Linked DNA regions of Homo sapiens: all the other regions are linked to region 3. A link is a contact called in ENCODE Hi-C or POLR2A ChIA-PET data. All regions are on one chromosome and are shown on one strand. Each heading gives the region's core, a stretch centred on a gene start or an enhancer-like site at or near the end of the contact. The rest is flanking DNA. Distances are from core to core; before and after follow the strand shown.

The links. A loop is a pair of places that touch in the nucleus more often than their neighbours do. ChIA-PET counts read pairs that join two places held with the same protein, here RNA polymerase II (POLR2A). Pooled maps may share reads with other maps.
Region 1: a loop to region 3 is called in a pooled map, with 6 times the contacts of the local background. The contact joins the promoter of MFSD12 here to the promoter of ZNF77 in region 3. A Hi-C loop is called at or near these places in 6 of 50 pooled maps. POLR2A ChIA-PET finds 5 or more read pairs at or near these places in 3 of 52 experiments (A673, HCT116 and PC-9).
Region 2: a loop to region 3 is called in a pooled map, with 9 times the contacts of the local background. The contact joins the promoter of PLEKHJ1 here to the promoter of ZNF77 in region 3. A Hi-C loop is called at or near these places in 4 of 50 pooled maps.

Annotation. Positions count from the first base shown.
Region 1 is chr19:3,556,249-3,558,948 of GRCh38, forward strand. It overlaps MFSD12 (major facilitator superfamily domain containing 12), which reads right to left and starts at 1,338. Exons shown (of 10, transcript NM_174983.5): 1 at 858-1,338. The coding sequence starts at 1,155. RefSeq lists silencers at 764-933, 1,114-1,183, 1,224-1,773 and an enhancer at 1,883-2,177.
Region 2 is chr19:2,235,069-2,237,789 of GRCh38, forward strand. PLEKHJ1 (pleckstrin homology domain containing J1) reads right to left here and starts at 1,261. Exons shown (of 6, transcript NM_018049.3): 1 at 1,087-1,261; 2 at 855-922; 3 at 694-760. The coding sequence starts at 1,180. It overlaps SF3A2 (splicing factor 3a subunit 2), which reads left to right and starts at 1,756. Exons shown (of 9, transcript NM_007165.5): 1 at 1,756-1,833. It overlaps MIR6789 (microRNA 6789), which reads right to left and starts at 858; the gene lies at 761-858. RefSeq lists enhancers at 1-65, 68-676, 1,285-1,893, 1,472-1,521 and silencers at 702-1,331, 1,942-2,041.
Region 3 is chr19:2,943,627-2,946,456 of GRCh38, forward strand. It overlaps ZNF77 (zinc finger protein 77), which reads right to left and starts at 1,345. Exons shown (of 4, transcript NM_021217.3): 1 at 1,212-1,345. The coding sequence starts at 1,214. RefSeq lists silencers at 1,041-1,120, 1,261-1,510 and an enhancer at 1,581-1,740.

The DNA.
Region 1 (2,700 bases), core at 88-2,587, 610 kb after region 3:
CACCCTAATAGACGAGCTCAGGCTAGACAGACTGACAAAGGAGGCGCTGAGCAGTCACCACCAACCCTCCAGAGGGTTCAGGGTGGCCCGGGGGCTCAGACAAACAAAGGCATTCCCACTAGAAAGTCATGTAGTCAGATGGTGAGGGCCCCGCAGGTCAGACAGCAGCTCTGAGGCAGACAGGGGAGGCTGGACCAAGGGACAGACAGAGGGGATACGGGGCAGTTAAACAGACAGATGGGGGAGGCTCATGGCTCAGGCAGATAGAGAAGCCCTGCACAGTTGGACAGATGGGGGAGGCACTGCACAGTCAGACAGATGGGGGAGGCACAGCACAGTCAGACGGGGGAGGCTCAGGCCATGGGGCAGAAAGACGGGGGATGCTGGATGGTGGGACAGGCAGGGGAGGCTCAGGAGTGACACCACAGAGGGGCCACTGGGTAGTCAGACAGACGGGGGAGGCTCAGGCCACGGAACAGCCAGAGGGGTGAAAACTCAGCTCATGGGGCAGACAAACAGGGGAGACTTAGGTCCCAGGCAGGCAGAGAGAGGGGGCTGGGTGGTGGGACTGATGGAGGAAGCTCAGGCCATGGGCACAGACAGACAGACAGGGGAGGTTCGGGCCAGGGGACAGACAGAGGGGTGAAAACTCAGCTCATAGGGCAGACAGATACATAGGGGAGGTTAAGGCCGTGGACAGACAGTGCAGGGAAGCTCGGGCCACGGGACAGACAGACCGAGGGGAGACTCCGATCCTGAGGCAGGCAGACGGCGGGTGGTGAGTCAGAGGGAGGAGGCGCCCGGGTCGCGGAGTCTCGGAGGGGCTGCCCGACAGGTGGCGGGGCCGGGACGCTTACCGACCAGGTGCCAGGCCTTGCGCGGGCCGTAGCGGGCGCAGCAGCTGGCGGCGCGGTCGGCCTCGTAGCCCACGAGCGGTGTGCACAGCCCGTCGGCCACCTGGCCCAGCAGCAGCAGCAGCCCCGCGCCGCGGGAGCTGTAGGCGCGCACCGAGTGCAGGTAGAGCAGCAGGTAGGTGAACCACATGGACGCGCACAGGTCGTTGAGGAAGTGGCCCACGGCGTAGCTCAGCCGCGCCACCAGGGACAGCGGCCGCGGGGACGGCGCCGCTCCGGCCGCTGGGGGTCCCGGGCCCATCGCGGCGCCGGGCCCGCGCCCCCCACCCCCGGGCTCCGCGGAGGGTACCCTGGCCAGGCCTTCTTGGGTGCCGTGGGGGCAGGCGCCGGGGACCCCCACCACGCGCCGGGCACCCCGCGTCCCGCTCTCTTACGGCCGCGCCCTCACCCACGTCCGCCGCGTCCGCCCCACGCTCGACTCTGCAGCCGCCGGGCCCCAGAGCCGGGCGACTGCGCCGGGCGGGGCAGGGCGGGGAGGTTCCGGTGCCTGAGCCAATCGGAGCCGCGCCCCGGGGAACCGCAGCCAATCGCCAAGGAGAGAGGAGAGGGGCGTGGCCGCAGGGCTCGTTCCGCCTCTACGACGGGCGCCCACGCGGTCCTAGCGCCCGCCGGGTATGAGGGCGAACCCCGAGCGCGCCGCAGGAGTGGCCGGCACCCCCATAGACTGGGGAAGGAAATGGACCAGAGGGCACCGCCGGCTCCCACCCAGACCCGGCCTCCAGGCCCGCACCACCCCAGTCCACCCGGAGCTGGACAGCCCACTGCGGGCCGGGGTGGAGCGAGTGGGACGGGCTCTGGATTTGGGGTTGGGGGGAGGTCTGAGCCCGAGCTGGCCTCGGGGTCCGCTGACTCCCCGGCCTAGAGAGACGCGATCGGGCGCGGAGAGGACGCAACAACACTAATTAATTGGTTACTAACGGTAATGATGGGGGTAATCAACATAATAGTACCAGCTGGCCTTTAACGAGCGTTGCCTGCAAAGAGCCCCACGTGGTGACGCAAATTTCACTCTCATTTTACAGGCGAGGAACAGAGTTGCCCGAGGCTCGCAGTGAGTCAGGCGTCTGTGACTCCCAGGCCTGTGCGCGCGACCCTCCCCGTCCAACCAACGTCCTCCCACAAACGGGTCACCGGACTGAGGGTTTCAAGTTCCTCCAGGGGGTGTGTGCGGTTCCCCCTAACTCAGGCCCTACTCCTTCCAGCAGCATTTTCTCTTCTTTCCTCTTTTTATTTATTTCAGAAACAGGGTCTTGAGACGGGCGCGGTGACTCACGCCTGTAATCCCAGCACTTTGGGAGGCCGAGGCGGGCGGATCACCTGAGGTCAGGAGTTTGAGACCAGCCTGGCCAACAAGGTGAAACCCGTCTCTATTAAAAATACAAAAATTAGCCGAGCGTGGTGACAGGTGCCTGTAATCCCAGCTACTTTGGAGGCTGAGGCAGGAGAATCGCTTGACCCAGGAGGCAGAGGTTGCAGTGAGCCAAGACCGCGCCATTGCACTCCAGCCTGGATAACAAGAGTGAAACGCCGCCTCAAAAAAGAAAGAAAGAAAGAAAGAAACGGTCTTGCTCTGTGGCCCAGGCTGCAGTGCATTGGTGCAATCATGGCTCACTACAGCCTCAATCTTCAGGGCTCAAGTAATCCTCCTGTCTCAGCCTCCCAGGTAGCTGGGACTACAGGCACGCATCACCACATGTGGCTAACTTTTGTATTTTTAATTTTGGAGAGACAGGGTCTCACTATGATGCTTAGGTTGACCTCAAACTCCTGGTCTCAAGCAAGCCTC
Region 2 (2,721 bases), core at 11-2,510, 710 kb before region 3:
TGGCGTCTGTGTAGAAGGGGAAATGTGGGCACAGACGTGATGCAAGGAGGACAAGGTGACGCTTCCACAAGCCAAGGAACCTGGAGGATACTGGCCACCACTAGGAACTGGGAGATTCCCCTCGGCCTCAGAAGGATTCGGCCCCACCCACACCTTCATCTAGGATTTCTGGCCTCCAGAACTGTAGAGAATGTTTCTGATATTTAAGCCACCTGGCCTGTGGAATTTTGACAGCCACTCTGGGCAAACTAGCAGGGACTCCATCTTTCCCCGCAGAAGGGAATCTCTTAAGACCCAGGAGAACACCCCCCTCTCACTCCTCCTACCCCCACCTGGGATTTCCAGCCCGGGGCCATATAACAATGCTAGACCCATGCTACTCTTGGCAGCTGGGGAAACGCTTTGGGTGGGGCTGGCCCACCTGCCCTGTAAGTACAGCCTGGGCCCACAGGGAACAAAGAGCAGAGTCTGGGAGGGACCCAAGCTTAAGTGGACTCGGCAGGTGGGAAGGGTGGTGCCCGCCAGGAGAACTTGACCTTGAGCTGCCCGTGGACAATGCACTCTTGTGTTTGAGGAGGGTGGCGCCAGGCTGGGGACACAGAGGAGACCTTGGGCGCCCGGGGAGGGGAAAGTGCGGCGCTGCGGGTGCCCCGGGCTGCGGGAAGCGCCGCTGGCTTCCCTAGCCCCACTCACTGATGGAGAAGGTGCCGGGCTCTTCCCGGACGACTCTGCAGCGCTCCAGCAGCAGGGCTCCGACGGGCTGGAGGAGACACGGGCGCCGGGACGGGGCAGTGAGCACCCGGCCTCCGAGGGGCCCAGCCTGGGACCCGCCCGCGCGCCCGGGACGCCCCTACCTCGGCCTCGTCTGTCCGAAAGTAGAAGAGGAAATTCACCACCAGCTTCACCAGCCGCCGCTTCAGCACTGCGGGCACAGCGCGCACTCAGGGGCGCAGGCAGCCCCCGCCCGGACCCCGGCCTCCCGTCCCCGGCGCCCCGACCCGGACTCCGGCCTCCGGCACCCCCGCCCAGACCCCGGCCCCGGCCTCCCGCCCCTGGCACTGTCTCGGTCTCCCGGGTCCCGCTCACCGCTGCCCTTCTTGGGGCCCCTCATGCCCAGCTCGGCCGCCATCTCGGCCGGCTGCCGGGACAGAGCCTGCAGCTCCTTCTCGTTGTACCGCATGGCTCCGCGGGGAACGGGAACCCGGGCCGCGCCCTCCCGGCCGCCGTCCCCGCTCAGGCTGGGGCCGGCGCCAAAAATGTCTCAGGGCGCAGACACGGAAGCACCCCCAGGGCTAGTGCGCCTGCGCACCTTGGGCCAGCCATGCCGCCCGCCTCCGCTGCGTGGCGCTGGCGACCCGTGGCTGCTGGCGTGGGCGGGGTACCGGTTGGTAGGAGAGACGGACCGTTGTTACATAACCATTAAACTGAAATAAACCGGACCAAGGTGGAACAGAATCAAGGCACCCCAGCGATGGCTGGCACCCCTTTCTAGAGCGGCCAGGCGCAGGCGGAGGGAGCGATAACGTCGCCCGGAGAGTGTCAGCCGCTCCCTCGCGAAAGTTGGCCCCGTGCGGCCGCAGCGGACCGAGGGTTCGTTGAGAGCGTTGTGCGCACGCGCAGTTTGCCTTCCAGGCCGCGCTTTCAGCCTCTCCCCCTCCAGCCTTTTCCTTCGCGCCTCGGGACCCTCTGACTCACGCCGCTGGGCGGGCCAGGCATGCGCACACCAGAGGGCCCGTCTCATTTGCCCCGGAAGTGCTTTCTTTGCCCGCCGTTCGCCAAACGAAGTCGTGGAGGTGGCGAAACGAGGAGGAGATAACGCGGCCTTGGGCTCTGGTGAGGAGTAGAGGCGGTTGAGGGCGGCGGCCGACGCGGACCGGGGGTTCCCTGGGGGACAGCGGACGTAGGAGAGAGGCGCTTGCGACAGGCCGCGGGCCGAGGGTGGGGCGGCGGCGTCGCTCCCCTCCCTCCTCCCGTGAGCGTCCGGCCTTGTGCATCCTGAGGCCCCGCGCTGGGCGGGCCTGGAGGGTCGGGCCCGCCAGGAACTCTATTTCCAAACTCCTGTTGGGAGGCCGCGCGCGGGGCCTCACGCCTGTAATCTCACTGCTCAGGGAGGCCTTGGCGGGAGGATCGCTTGAGGCCAGGAGTTCGAGACCAGCCTGGACAACACACCGAGACCCCCATCTCTACAAAAAATTTTAAAAAATTAGCCAGGAGTGGTGGTTGTACCTGTAGGCCCAGCTACTCGAGAGGATCGCTTGAGCTCGGAATGTCGAGGCTGCAGTGAGCCATGATCCCACCACTGCACTCCAGCCTGGGCAACATAGCGAGACCCCATCACTGCAAAAAAAAAAAAAAAAAAAATTAGCCGGGCGTGGTTGGTGACGCGCGCCTGTAGTCCCAGCTACTCTGGAGGCTGAAGCGGGAAGATCGCTTGAGTCCAGGAGGTCGAGGCTGCAGTGAGTTGTGATTGTGCCGTTGCACTCCAGCCTGGACAACAGAGCAAGACCCTGTTTGACAAAATAAAAAAGAAACAACCAAGATTCGTTGGGGTCGAATCGGGATCGCGGCTGAAATGGTTTCGGCCGCCTTCCTTGTAGCCGAGAACGCTTCTGTATGCTCATCTATACCTGTTAGTTGACTGGGGCTCTGTGATGTAATTCCTGTGAGCCTCAGTTCCCTTAAAATGGGAGTGACGGCTTCAACATCATGCCAAAGGCGACC
Region 3 (2,830 bases), core at 95-2,594:
TGAGACCTGGCAGGTTTCGGAGGCTGGGGCTTATCCCTATTTTTCTCTCTCCTTCTCTAGCCAGGATTTTTTTTTTTTTTTTTTTTTTTGGTTTTTGTTTTTGAGACGGAGTCTTTCTCTGTCGCCAGGCTGGAGTGCAGCGGCGCCATGTCGGCTCACTGCAAGCTCCACCTCCCAGGTTCACGCCATTCTCCTGTCTCAGCCTCCCTGGTAGCTGGGATTGCAGGCGCCCGCCACCACGCCGGGCTAATTTTTGTATTTTTAGTAGAGACGGGATTTCGCCATGTTGTCCAGGCTGGTCTGGAACTCCTGACCTCAGGTGATCCGCCCGCCTCGGCCTCCCAAAGTGCTGGGATTACAGGCGTGAGCCACCGCGCCCGGCCCAGGATTTTATTATTTGACAGGCTCCAGGACAGGGCACCACCTCCTCCTTGGCAGACCTTCCCAAACTGACCACCAAGCCCCTGACGGCTCCTGCCCTCTCCTCCCACTCTCCCCGATCCCCTGACTGCCTCTACTGTCCCCCAACACATCCCTCGAGCCCGACTCCCTTTACTGTCCCCCCAAACTTCCCTCAAGCCCCTGATCGCCTCTACTGCCCCCCTTAAAGTGCCCCTGAGCCCCTGACTGCTTCTGCTGTCCCCTCGAGCTGCCCCCAAACTCCCGACTGCAGCTACTGTCCCCCTAAACTGCCTTCGAGCCCCTGATCACCTGTCCCCCAAAACTGCCCCTTCAAACCCATGACCGCCTCTACGGCCCCCTCAAACTGTCCCCGAGTTCCTGACCGCTGCTATTGGCCCCCTAATCTGCCCTTGAGCCTGACTCCCTTCCACTGAACCCCCAAACTGCCGCCGAGCCCCTGACCGTGTCTGTTCCCGCAAACTGCCCCTGTGCCCCTTAAACCTCTACTGTCCACTTAAATTGCCTCAAGCCCCTGACCACCTCTGCTGTCCCCACAAGCTCTCCCCAAACTCCTGACCTGTACTGTCCCCAGAAACTACCCCTCGAGCCCCTGACCGCTTTTGCTGTCACCCCAGACTGCCCCCAGCCCTACCCCTCGGCCGCTGTGACCACGTCCCCGGGGCCCAGGCGCTCGTCGTGCGCCGCCCCGCGCGTCCCTCAGCTTTCTCCGGCTGCGAACTCGGGCGGAAGCCGGTTCCTGCCGCCCCACCTCGCCCTGGGCCCGGGCTCGGCTCCCGCCCGGCACTCACCATGTCCCGCCCGCTCCTGGGCTCTCCAGGGTTAGCGCCCCGCGGTCCAGCGACCGGCGCAGGTGAGCACGACAGGACACCTGAGCCGCTCGGGGTAGGCGGGGAAGCGCGCAAGGCAGAGGGGAACTCGGCTTACCGTCCTCGGGGTCTGATTGGACAGATCTCGGGAAGTGGAGACTCTGATTGGACAGTGCTGTCGACTCCGCACCCCTGATTGGAGAATTCTCCAGTCCGTCCCCCTAGCGCCCTTGATTGGGCAGGGCTCCGCTTCGGATTAACGTCTCTGATTGGACAGTTCCCTAGGCCCCGCCCCTGCCTGTCCTGATTGGATAATTCTCTCCTCAGTGACGGGCTCGTCGAGAACACGCGTGGCTGACCCTCTAGCCGGGCAGCCGCGGATCTGGGAGAACTCACTCCAGTCCAGGGAGGGCGCGGCGTCCTCCTCCCTGACTGCACGGCAACTCCAGACTCAGTTTCCCCTCGGAGCGGCCCCTCGTGCGGGGAGGAGAGGAAGGGCACGGAGTCCCATGGGGCGGAGTCCTGCGTGGGGGCGGGACCCGCGTGCGTGACGTCACCGTGCTGTCCCGCGTGGGCGCGGACGCCTGGGGTCCAGAGACCTGGAGATCTGGAGACCAGACGACGAGGCCCCAGGAGGCCGGACCCCACCAGGCGCTCCCTGTGTTCTTAAAACTCTCGGCCGGGCGCGGTGGTTCACGCCGGTAATCCCAGCACCGTGAGAGGCGGAGACCGGCGGATCATCAGAGGTCAGGAGTTCAAGTCCAGCCTGACCAAAATGGCGAAAACCACTTCTCTCCTAAAAATACAAAAATTAGCTGGGCACGGTGGCGGGCGCCTGTAATCCCAGCTACTCCGGAGGCTGAGGCAGGAGAATCGCTTGAACCCAGGAGGCGGAGATTGCAGTGAGCCAAGATCAGGACACTGCACTCCAGCCTGGGCAACAAGAGCGAAACTGAGTCTCAAAAAAAAAAAAAGCAGCCCTCCCACAAACAGAACCACGTAAGGTCATGAAGAGAGAGGTCTCACATTTATATGCTTAATAACGAAAAAGACTCTACAAAAACCACAGGCTTAAACAAAAAATACTTTTACAGGGACACTCAGACTGGTGTGACCCTTGTTACTGATCTTTGTAGACAAGGATAATTATTTCTGAAAAATGATGTAATCCTCATTTAAAATTTTTTTTTTCCTTTATAAACCTTTGTCCCAGTCTGGGCAACATGGCAAAACCCCATATATACAAAAAATACAAAAATTAGCTGGGAATAAAGGAGTGTGCGCCTATGGTCCCAACGACTTGATAGGCTGAAGCAGGAGGATCGCTCGAGCCCGTGGGGATTGAGGCTGCAGTGAGCTGTGATCTCACCATTGTACTCCAGCCTGGGCAACAGAGACCCCCGTCTCAAAAAAATGAAAACCAAAAACAACCTTTGTCTTCCTTTACCTCCCTGAATAAGCACATAGTTTGCTATGCCGCGCATATTCCCACTGCAATGAACTGTTACCACCGTTTTTAGACAGCCTGTTATTTAGGTCGACACAGTAAAAACATGAATTACGACAATTATGTTTGTATGTAAAATGGCAAGCGATATAGA